2 separate regions of the Homo sapiens genome follow, and region 2 is linked to region 1. A link is an interaction called in ENCODE POLR2A ChIA-PET data of the cell type or tissue named here. Cell type or tissue: HepG2. All regions are shown on one strand. Region 1 overlaps SBF2 (SET binding factor 2). Region 2 overlaps SBF2 (SET binding factor 2).

Evidence for each region. ChIA-PET counts read pairs that join two places held together with the same protein. Peaks named below come from ENCODE experiments on the same cell type or tissue, not always from the same donor. Only the 100,000 strongest peaks of a DNase experiment are listed, where the experiment ranks them.
Region 2: POLR2A ChIA-PET joins it to region 1 with 7 read pairs; 3 of 35 experiments call an interaction of 5 or more read pairs at or near these places.

What each region holds. Positions count from the first base shown.
Region 1 is chr11:9,928,594-9,933,593 of GRCh38, forward strand. The region is part of intron 16 of SBF2 (SET binding factor 2); the gene reads right to left. It overlaps LOC101928008 (a long non-coding RNA gene), which reads left to right. Exons shown (of 3, transcript NR_120539.1): 3 at 297-670. Among named protein-coding and RNA genes, the nearest start is that of LINC02709, 170 kb to the left of the region's middle. In HepG2, no CTCF peak of the experiment used is centred here; a DNase peak (open chromatin) is centred at 2,498; H3K4me3 peaks cover 295 bases.
Region 2 is chr11:10,078,929-10,083,928 of GRCh38, forward strand. The region is part of intron 2 of SBF2 (SET binding factor 2); the gene reads right to left. Among named protein-coding and RNA genes, the nearest start is that of SBF2, 210 kb to the right of the region's middle. In HepG2, no CTCF peak of the experiment used is centred here; no DNase peak of the experiment used is centred here.

The DNA.
Region 1 (5,000 bases):
TGTTATTTTAAACTAGATAAATGAATGCATTATGTCCATCAAAGACTTATGCATGAATGTTGAGAGCAGTTTTACTTGTACCAGGCCCCAGCTGGAAATGAATCAAATATTCATTAACATGTGAATGGATAAGCAAAAGTAACTGAGGTATTTGCATTGTTGGAATCTGCCGTTTGATACTGGAATACGTTCTTAAATAAATGTGGTTATGTTTTATACATCATTTTAATGGGCATTTCTCACTTTATTTTTCTTTTGTTAATGACTTATTACTTGCTGTTCATTTCATGTTTTAGACTATGAAAATGATGTTAGATAAAAATTAAATTCAAGCAATTTTCTTGTTCGAGTTCAAAACGGGTCATAAAGCAGCAGAGATAACTTGCAACATCAACAATGCATTTGGCCCAGGAACTGCTAATGAACATACAGTGCAGTGCTTGTTCAAGAAGTTTTGCAAAGGAGAAGAGGAAGATGAGGAGTGTAGTGACCAGCCATTAGAAGTTGACAACAACCAAGTGGGAGCAATCATCAAAGCTCATCCTTTTACAACTACACGAGAAGGTGCCGAAGAGCTCACCATTGACCATTCTATGGTCATTTGGCATTTGAAGCAAACTGGAAAGGTGAAAAAGCTCGATAAGTGGATGCCTCATGAGCTGAACCAAAAAAAACAAAAAACAAAAAAAAAAAAACCATCGTTTTGAAGTGTCATCTTCTCTTACTCTATGCAACAAGGAAACATTTCTCAATTGGATTGTGATGTGCCACAAAAAGTGGATTTTATATGACAACCAGTGACAACCAGCTCAGGGGTAGGACCAAGAAGCAGCTCCAAAGCGCTTCCCAAAGCCAAACTTGCAACCAAAAAAGGTCATGGTCACTGTTTGGTGGTCTGCTGCCAGTCTGATCCACTACAGCTTTCTGAATCCTGGCGAAACCATTACATCTCAGAAGTATAGTTGGCAAATCGATGAGATAAACCGAAAACTGCAAGGCCTGCAGCTGGCATTGGTCAACAGAAAGGGCCCAATTCTTCTCCATGACAATGCATGTCACACAACCAATGCTTCAAAAGTTGAACAAATTGGGCTACAAAGTGCTGCCTCATCCACCGTATGCACCCAACCCCTGGTCAACTGACTACCACTTCAAGCATCTCAACAACTTTTTGCAGGGAAAATGCTTCCACAACCAGCAGGATGCAGAAAATGCTTTCCAAGAGTTCGTTGAATCTTGAAGCACAGACATTTATGCTACAGGAATAAAGAAACTTATTATTAACTGGCAAAAATGTGTTGATTGTAACGGTTCCTATTCTGATTAATAAAGATGTGTTTTCATTGTTCAGCTCCCATGGACACAGGTAGGGGAACAATACTTACTGGGGCCTGTTGGGGGATGGTGGGGGTGGGAGAGCATTACGGAAAAGAGCTGATGCATGCTGGGCTTAATACCTAGGTGATGGGTTGACAGGTGCAGCAAACAACCATGGCACACGTTTACCTATGTAACAAACCTGCACATCCTGGACATGTACCTCAGAAATTAATATAAAGAATTTTAAAAAAAGTACAAACAGGTGAAAAAAAATGTGTTTGAGCCTAGTTATAATGATTTAAAATTCATGGTCCAAAACTGCATTTACTTTTTTACCAACCTAATATTTATACAATATATAACAGTACTATTCACCATTAAAAAGGAATGATCTATTGATGCATACTACATACATCAAAATAATGATGCTGAGTAAAAGAAGCCAGACCAAAAAAATTACATATTTGATTCCATTCACATAAAATGTAGAAAATGCAACCTAATCTATAGTGGCAGAGAAAAGATCAGCAGTCACCTGGGAATGGGTATAGAGGCAGGGTGTTGAGAAGAGGGGAGAGTATCCTTTGTATCCCTTTTCTTGTACAAAAGAGTACAAGAAACTTTTGGGGATAATAAATTGGTTCATTATTTTGATTGTTGTGATAGTTTCAAAGGTGTCTATACATGTTAAAAAGTTATTAACTTGGGGAGATCCGTTTCAAGATGGCTGAACAGGAACAGCTCTGGTCTGCAGCTCCCAGCGTGATCGATGCAGAAGACGGGTGATTTCTGCATTTCCAAGTGAGGTACCTGTTTCATCTCATTGGGACTGGTTGGACAGTGGGTGCAGCCCACGGAGGGTGAGCCGAAGCAGCGTGGGGTGTCACCTCACCTGCGAAGAGCAAGAGATTGGGGGATTTCCCTTTCCCAGCAAAGGGAAGCCATGACAGACTGCACCTGGAAAAACGGGACACTCCCACCCAAATACTGCACTTTTACCAAGGTCTTAGCAACTGGCAGACAAGAAGATTCTCTCCCATGCCAGGCTTGGCTGGTCCCATGTCCACAGAGCCTTGCTCACTGCAAGCTAGCACAGCAGTCTGAGATTGAACTTTGAGGTGGCAGCCTGGCTGGGGGAGGGGCATCTGCCATTGCTGCAGCTTGCGTAGGTAAACAAAGAAACCAGGAAGCTCGAACTGGGCGGAGCCCACTGCAGCTCAGCAAGGCCTACTGCCTCTATGGACTCCACCTCTGTGGGCAGGGCATAGCTGAACAAAACGCAGCAGACAGCTTCTGCAGACTTAGAAGTCCCTGTCTGACAGCTCTGAAGAGAGCAGTGGTTCTTCCAGAATGGCGGCTGAGCTCTGAGAATGGACAGACTGCCTCCTCAAGTGGGTCCCTGACCCCTGTGTAGTCTAACTGGGAGACACCTCCCAGTAGGGATCGACAGACACCTGATATAGATGGGTGCCCCTCTGGGACGAAGCTTTCAGAGGAAGGATCAGGCAGCAGTATTTGCTGTTCTGCAATATTTGCTGTTCTGCAGCCTCCACTGGTGATACTCAGGCAAACAGGGTCTGGAGTGGACCTCCAGCAAACTCCAACACACCTGCAGCTGAGGGACCTGACTGTTAAAAGGAAAACTAAACAACAGAAAGGAATAGCACCAACATCAACAAAAAGGACATCTACACCAAAACCCCATCTGTAGTTCACCAACATCAAAGACAAAAGGTAGATAAAACCACAAAGATGGGGAGAAACCAGAGCAGAAAAGCTGAAAATTCTAAAAACCAGAGCACCTCTTCTCCTCCAAAGGATCGCAGCTCCTCCCCAGCAATGGAACAAAGCTGGATGGAGAATGACTTTGATGAGTTGACAGAAGTAGGCTTCAGAAGGTCAGTAATAACAAACTTCTCCAAGCTAAAGGAGCATGTTCAAACCCATCGCAAGGAAGCTAAAAACTTGAAAAAAGGTTAGACGAATGGCTAACTAGAACAAACAGTATAGAGAAAACCTTAAATGACCTGATGGAGCTGAAAACCATGGCACGAGAACTTCGTGACGCATGCACAAGCTTCAATACCCAATTCGATCAACTGGAAGAAAGGGTATCAGTGATTGAAGATCACATTAATGAAATAAAGTGAGAAGACAAGGTTAGAGAAAAAAGAGTAAAAAGCAACAAACGAAGCCTCCAAGAAATACGGGACTAGGTGAAAAGACCAAATCTACATTTGATAGGTGTACCTGAAAGTGATGGGGAAAATGGAACCAAGTTGGAAAACACTCTTCAGGATATCATCCAGGAGAACTTCCCCAACCTAGCAAGGCAGGCCAACATTCAAATTCAGGAAATACAGAGAACACCACAAAGATACTCCTCGAGAAGAGCAACCCCAAGACACAGAATTGTCAGATTCATCAAGGTTGAAATGAAGGAAAAAATGTTACGGGCAGCCAGAGAGAAAGGTCAGGTTACCCACAAAGGGAAGCCCATCAGACTAACAGTGGATCTCTCGGCAGAAACCCTACAAGCCGGAAGAGAGAGGGGGCCAATATTCATCCTTCTTAAAGAAAATAATTTTCAACCCAGAATTTCATATCCAGCCAAACTAAGCTTCATAAATGAAGGAGAAATAAAATCCTTTACAGACAAGCAAATGCTGAGAGATTTTGTCACCACCAGGCCTGCCTTACAAGAGCTCCTGAAGGAAGCATAAACATGGAAAGGAACAACCAGTACCAGCCACTGCAAAAACATGTCAAATTGTAAAGACCATCAATGTTACAAAGAAACTGCATCAATTAATGGGCAAAATAACCAGCTAGCATCATAATGATAGGATCAAATTCACACATAACAATATTAACCTTAAATTTAAATGGGCTAAATGCCCCAATTAAAAGATACAGACTGGCAAATTGAATAAAGAGTCAAGACCCATCGGTGTGCTCTATTCAGGAGACCCATCTCACATGAAGAGACACACATAGGCTCAAAATAAAGGGATGGAGGGAGATCTACCAAGCAAACGAAAAGCAAAAAAAAAAAAAAAAAAAAAAAAAAAAAACAGGTGTTGCAATCCTCAATCCTAGTCTCTGATAAAACAGACTTTAAACCAACAAAGATCAAAAGAGACAAAGAAGGCCATTACATAATGGTAAACAGATCAATTCAACAAGAAGAGCTAACTATCCTAAATATAGATGCACCCAATACAGGAGCACCCAGATTCATAAAGCAAGTCCTGAGAGACCTACAAAGAGACTTAGACTCCTACACAATAATAATGGGAGACTTCAACACCCCACTGTCTATATTACACAGATCAACGAGACAGAAGGTTAACAAGGATATCCAGGACTTGAACTCAGCTCTGGACCAAGTGGACCTAATGGACATCTACAGAACTCTCCACCCCAAATCAACAGAATATACATTCTTCTCAGCACCACATCACACTTATTCCAAAATTGACCACATAATTGGAAGTAAAGCATGCCTCAGCAAATGTAAAAGAACAGAAATCACAACAAACTGTGTCTCAGACCACAGTGCAATCAAATTAGAACTCAAGATTAAGAAACTCACTCAAAACCGCTCAACTACATGGAAACTGAACAAAGTGCTCCTGAATGACTACTGGGTACATAACGAAATGAAGGCAGAAATAAAG
Region 2 (5,000 bases), 150 kb after region 1:
AATCCACCAAACTGAGGCTATTTATAACCAAGAAAATCATACATAGTCTATGCCACCAAATGCACCCATAAGCAAAGCCAGAGAACCCTACTCAACATACACCACAGATGCATCCTGAAGAAGAAAAAAAGTTACCTTTCAGTAAAAGTGAATTCAAAAATAAGAAGAAGCGACTGTTACCCCATATGCAAATGTATCAGTGCAATAATACTGGAAATATTTAAAAAAACACAAGATGCTATGACATCTCAAAGAAACGCCGTAATTCTATAGCGATGGAGCCTAACAAAAAAGAAATCTCACAACAATGTACAAGAGAAACCAGAAAACTAATGCAAAGAAATTAGAAAATAAATTCAGGATATAATTGAGAAATCTGCAAAGATACATACAACTACATCAGTATCTACATTTACAGGATATGACTGAGAAATTCACCAAAGATATCTACATCCCCCTATTTATCTATAAAGCCAAACCAAACTTTTGGAAATGAAAAATTTATTGAAGAAATTCCATAATACAGTTGAAAGTTCTGACAACAGACTAGACCAAATGGAAGAAAGAATCTCAGAAACTGAAGACAGGTCTTTCAAATTAATCCAGTTAGACAAAAGTTTTTTAAAAAAGGATTTAATAAACAAACAAAGCATTTGAGAAGTATGGAACTATAAAAACAAGACTGAACCTACAAATCATAGGTACTCCTGAGAAATAAAAAAGTTTGGACACCTGATTTGAGGAAATAATTATGGAAAACTACCTTATTCTAGCAGAAGATCCAGATATTCAAATACAAGAGGCTCCATGAACTCCGGAAATTACATTGCAAGAAAGAACTCACCATGACATAGTCATCAGAATGCCTATGGTTAACATTAAGAGGGGAAAAAAAATTCTAAAATCAGCAAGAGTAAAGCATCTAGTGACCTATCAAGGAAATCCCAAGAGACTAACAGTAGACTTCTCAGCAGAAACCTTACAAGCCAGAGAGATTGAGATTCTATTTTCAAAGTGCTTAAAGAAAAAAAAATGTGGGACAGGCACGATGGCTCATGCCTGTAATCCCTGCACTTTAGGAGGCTGAGCAGGGTGGATCACCTGAGGTCAGGAGTTTGAGACCAGCCTGGCCAACATGGTGAAACCCTGTCTCTACTAAAAACACAAAAATTAGCCAGGCCTGGTAGTGTGTGCCTGTAGTCTCAGCTACTTGGAAGGCTGAGGCAGGAGAATTGCTTGAACCCGGGAGGCAGAGGTTGCAGTGAGCCGAGGTCACACCACTGCACTCCAGCCTGGAAAATAAGAGCGAAACTCTGTCTCAAAAAAAAAAAAAAAAAAAAAAGTAAACCCCAAATTTTATATCCTGCTAGAATAAGTAAAGGAGTAATAAAGTCTTTCCTAGACAAGGAAATGCTGATGGAATTCATCACCACTAGACCGGTCCTATCAAAAAAACTCAAAGAAGTTTTTAACATGGAAACAAAAGGTTGACACTCTCCATCCTAACAAAACACAAAAGTATAAAACTCACAGGTCTTATAAAACAATTACACTTATGAGAAAGACACATAAATCATATGGCAATGTGACAAAACCCTACTAAACCTAAAAAGACAGAGAAAAAAAAAAGAATCCCAAAGGCAAGTAGATAGAAACATTATGATAGAAACAAAAACCTTACATATCAATATTACTCTTTAACATAAATTGATTAAATGCTCTACTTAAAAGATACAGATTCGTGGAATGAATTTAAAAACAGATCCAACTATATTCTGCTTATGAGAAATTTGCCTTACTCATAAAGACATGTACAGACTGAAGGTAAAGGGGTAAAAAAACATATTCCATGCAAACAAAAATCAAACGCAAGCAGAAATAGCTATACTTATATCAGACAAAACAGACTTTACATCAACAGTAGTAAAAAAAAGGAAGTCTTTATGTAATAATAAAGCAATCAATTCACCAAGAAAATATAACAATCCTAAATATATATGGACCCAACACTGCAGCACCCAGATTCATAAAACAAGTATTACTAAACCTAAGAGAAAAATATAGATAGCAATACAATACTAGTGGGGGATGTCAGCACACCACTGACAGCACTACGCAGAGTATCATGACAGAAAATTAAAGTGGACTTTAGACCAAGTGGACCTATAGACATTTACAGAACATTCTATACAAGGAATATATCAACAGATGGAACATTCTCCAAGACAGTAACTATATTAGGTCACAAAAAAAGTCTCAATAAATTTTAAAAAAATCTCAAAATCATACCAAGTATCTTCTTGGACCACAGTGGAATAAAACCAGAAATCAATTCCAAGAGGAACTTTCAAAACCATACAAACACATAGAAATTAAAGAATATGCTCCTGAATGATCTATGGGTCAACAATGAAATTAAGGCAGAAATTTACAACAAAAATTGAAAAGAATGAAAATGGAGACACAACATATCAAAAACCTCTGGGATACAGCAAAAGCAGTGCTAAGAGGGAAATTTATAACATTAAATACCTCCATTTAAAGAAATGGCTGGGCACGGTAGCTCACACCTGTAATCCCAGCACTTTGGGAGGCTGAGACGGATAGATCGTCTGAGGTCAGGAGATCGAGACCATCCTGGCTAACATGGTGAAACCCCATCTCTACTAAAATTACAAAAAATTAGCCAGGCGTGGTGACACGCGCCTGTAGTCCTAGCTACTCGGGAGGCTGAGGCAGGAGGATCGCTTGAACCTGGAAGGCAGAGGTTACAGTGAGCTGAGATTGCGCCACTGCACTCCAGCCTGACCCACAGAGCAAGACTCCACCTCAAAAAAAAAAAAAAAGAAAAAGAAATATTGCACATTAGCAACCTGACATTGTATCTCAAGGAACTAGAAAACCAAGAACAAACCAAACTCAAAGCTAGAAGAACAAAAGAAATAACAAAGATTCAAGCAAATAGAAAGAAATTGAGACCAAAAAAATAAAACATAAAGGATCAACAAAAAATTAAAAAGTTGATACTTAGAAAATATAAACAAAATTGATAGAACACTTGACTAACCACGAAAAGGAGAGAAGATTCAAATAAACACAATCAGAAAAGAAAAAGGAGACATTGCAACTGATACCACAGAAATGCAAAAGAGCATCAGAGACTACTATGAGCAGCTCTACATTCACAAACTAGAAAACCAAAAGGAAATGGATAAGTTCCTGGAAACACACAACCTCCCAAGACTGAACCAGAAGGAAATAGAAATTATGAATTGACTAATAATTAGTGAGATTGAACTAGTAATAAAAATTCACCCATCAACAAAAAAGTCCAGGACCAGAGAATTCACAGCCAAATTCTACCAGATATACAAAGAATAGCTGGTACCAGTCCTACTAAAACTGTTCAAAAAATTAATGTGGACGGAAACTTCCCTAACTCATTCTATGATGCCAGTATTACCCTGATATCAAAGCACAGTAAATACACAACAATGACGACAAAAAAGAAAACTACATATCAATATCCCTCTTGAACACAGACACAAAAATCCTTGACGGAATACTAGAAAACTGAATTCAACAGCACGTCAAAAGGATAATGCACCATGATCAAGTAGGTTTTATTCCCGGGATGCAAAAATGGCTCAATATATGCAAATCAATAAATGTGATTCACTAGATAAACACAATTAAAAACAAAAACCATATGATCATCTCAACAGATGCAAAAAATCATTTGATAAAATTCAGCATCCCTTTATAATAAAAACCTTCAACAAAATAGGTACAGAAGGAACATATCTCAATGTAATAAAAGCCATATAAAACAAACCCACAGTCAACATCATACTGAAGGGGGAAAAAGATGAAAATATTTCCCCTAAGAGCTGGGACAAGATAAGGATGCTCGCTATCACCACTCCTATTCAACACAGTACTGGAAATCCCAGCCAGAGCAACCAGGCAAGAGAAAGAAATAAAAGGCGTCCAAATTGGAAAAGAATTCAAATGATCTCTGCCAACAATATGATCTTATACCTAGAAAACCCTAAAGACTCCTCCAAAAGACTCCTGTATTTGATAAATGAATTCATTAAAGTTTCAGCATACAAATCAACATACAAAAATCAGTACCATTTCTATACACCAATAACTACCAAACTGAGAACCAAATCAAGAAGTCAATCCTATTTACAATAGCTACCAAAACCAAAACAACACAGCTCTAGGAATACAGTTAACGAAGGAGGTGAAAGATCTCTACAAGGACAACTATAAGATACTGATGAAAAAAACTGTAGATGACACAAACAAATGTAAGAACATCCCACACCATGAATTTGAAGAATCAATATCATTAAAACAATGATGCTGACAAAAGCAGTCTACAGATTCAATGCAATCCCTATCCAAATACGAACATCATTTTTTCACAGAATTAGAAAAAATAATCCTAAAATTCACATGGAATCAAGGGAGAGCTGAAATAGCCAAAGAAATCCTGAGCAAAAAGAACAAAGTTGGAGGCCCCATAGTACCTGGCTTCAAATTACACAAGGCTATAATAACCAAAACAGCATTGTACTAATATAAAAATAGATACAGATCAATGGAACATACCAGAGAACTAAATAAAGCCACATGCCTACAGACAATTGATTTCTGATAGAGTCAACAAAAACATACAATGGGGAAAGGACACCTTATTCAATAAATGGTGCTAGGGAAATTGGAGTGCCATATGGAGAAGAATAAAATAGAACCCATATCTCTCACCATATGCAAAAATTAATTCAAGATGGATTAAAGACTTAAATATAAGACCTGAAACTATAAAAAAATACCAGAAGAAAACGTAGGAAAAACTCTTCTGGACATTGACCTAAGGAAATGATTCATTACTAAAACCTCAAAAGCAAATGCAACAAAAGCAAAAATGGATGGCCATGGTGGCTGACACCTGGAATCCCAGCATCTCTGGAAGTCATGCTTGAGGC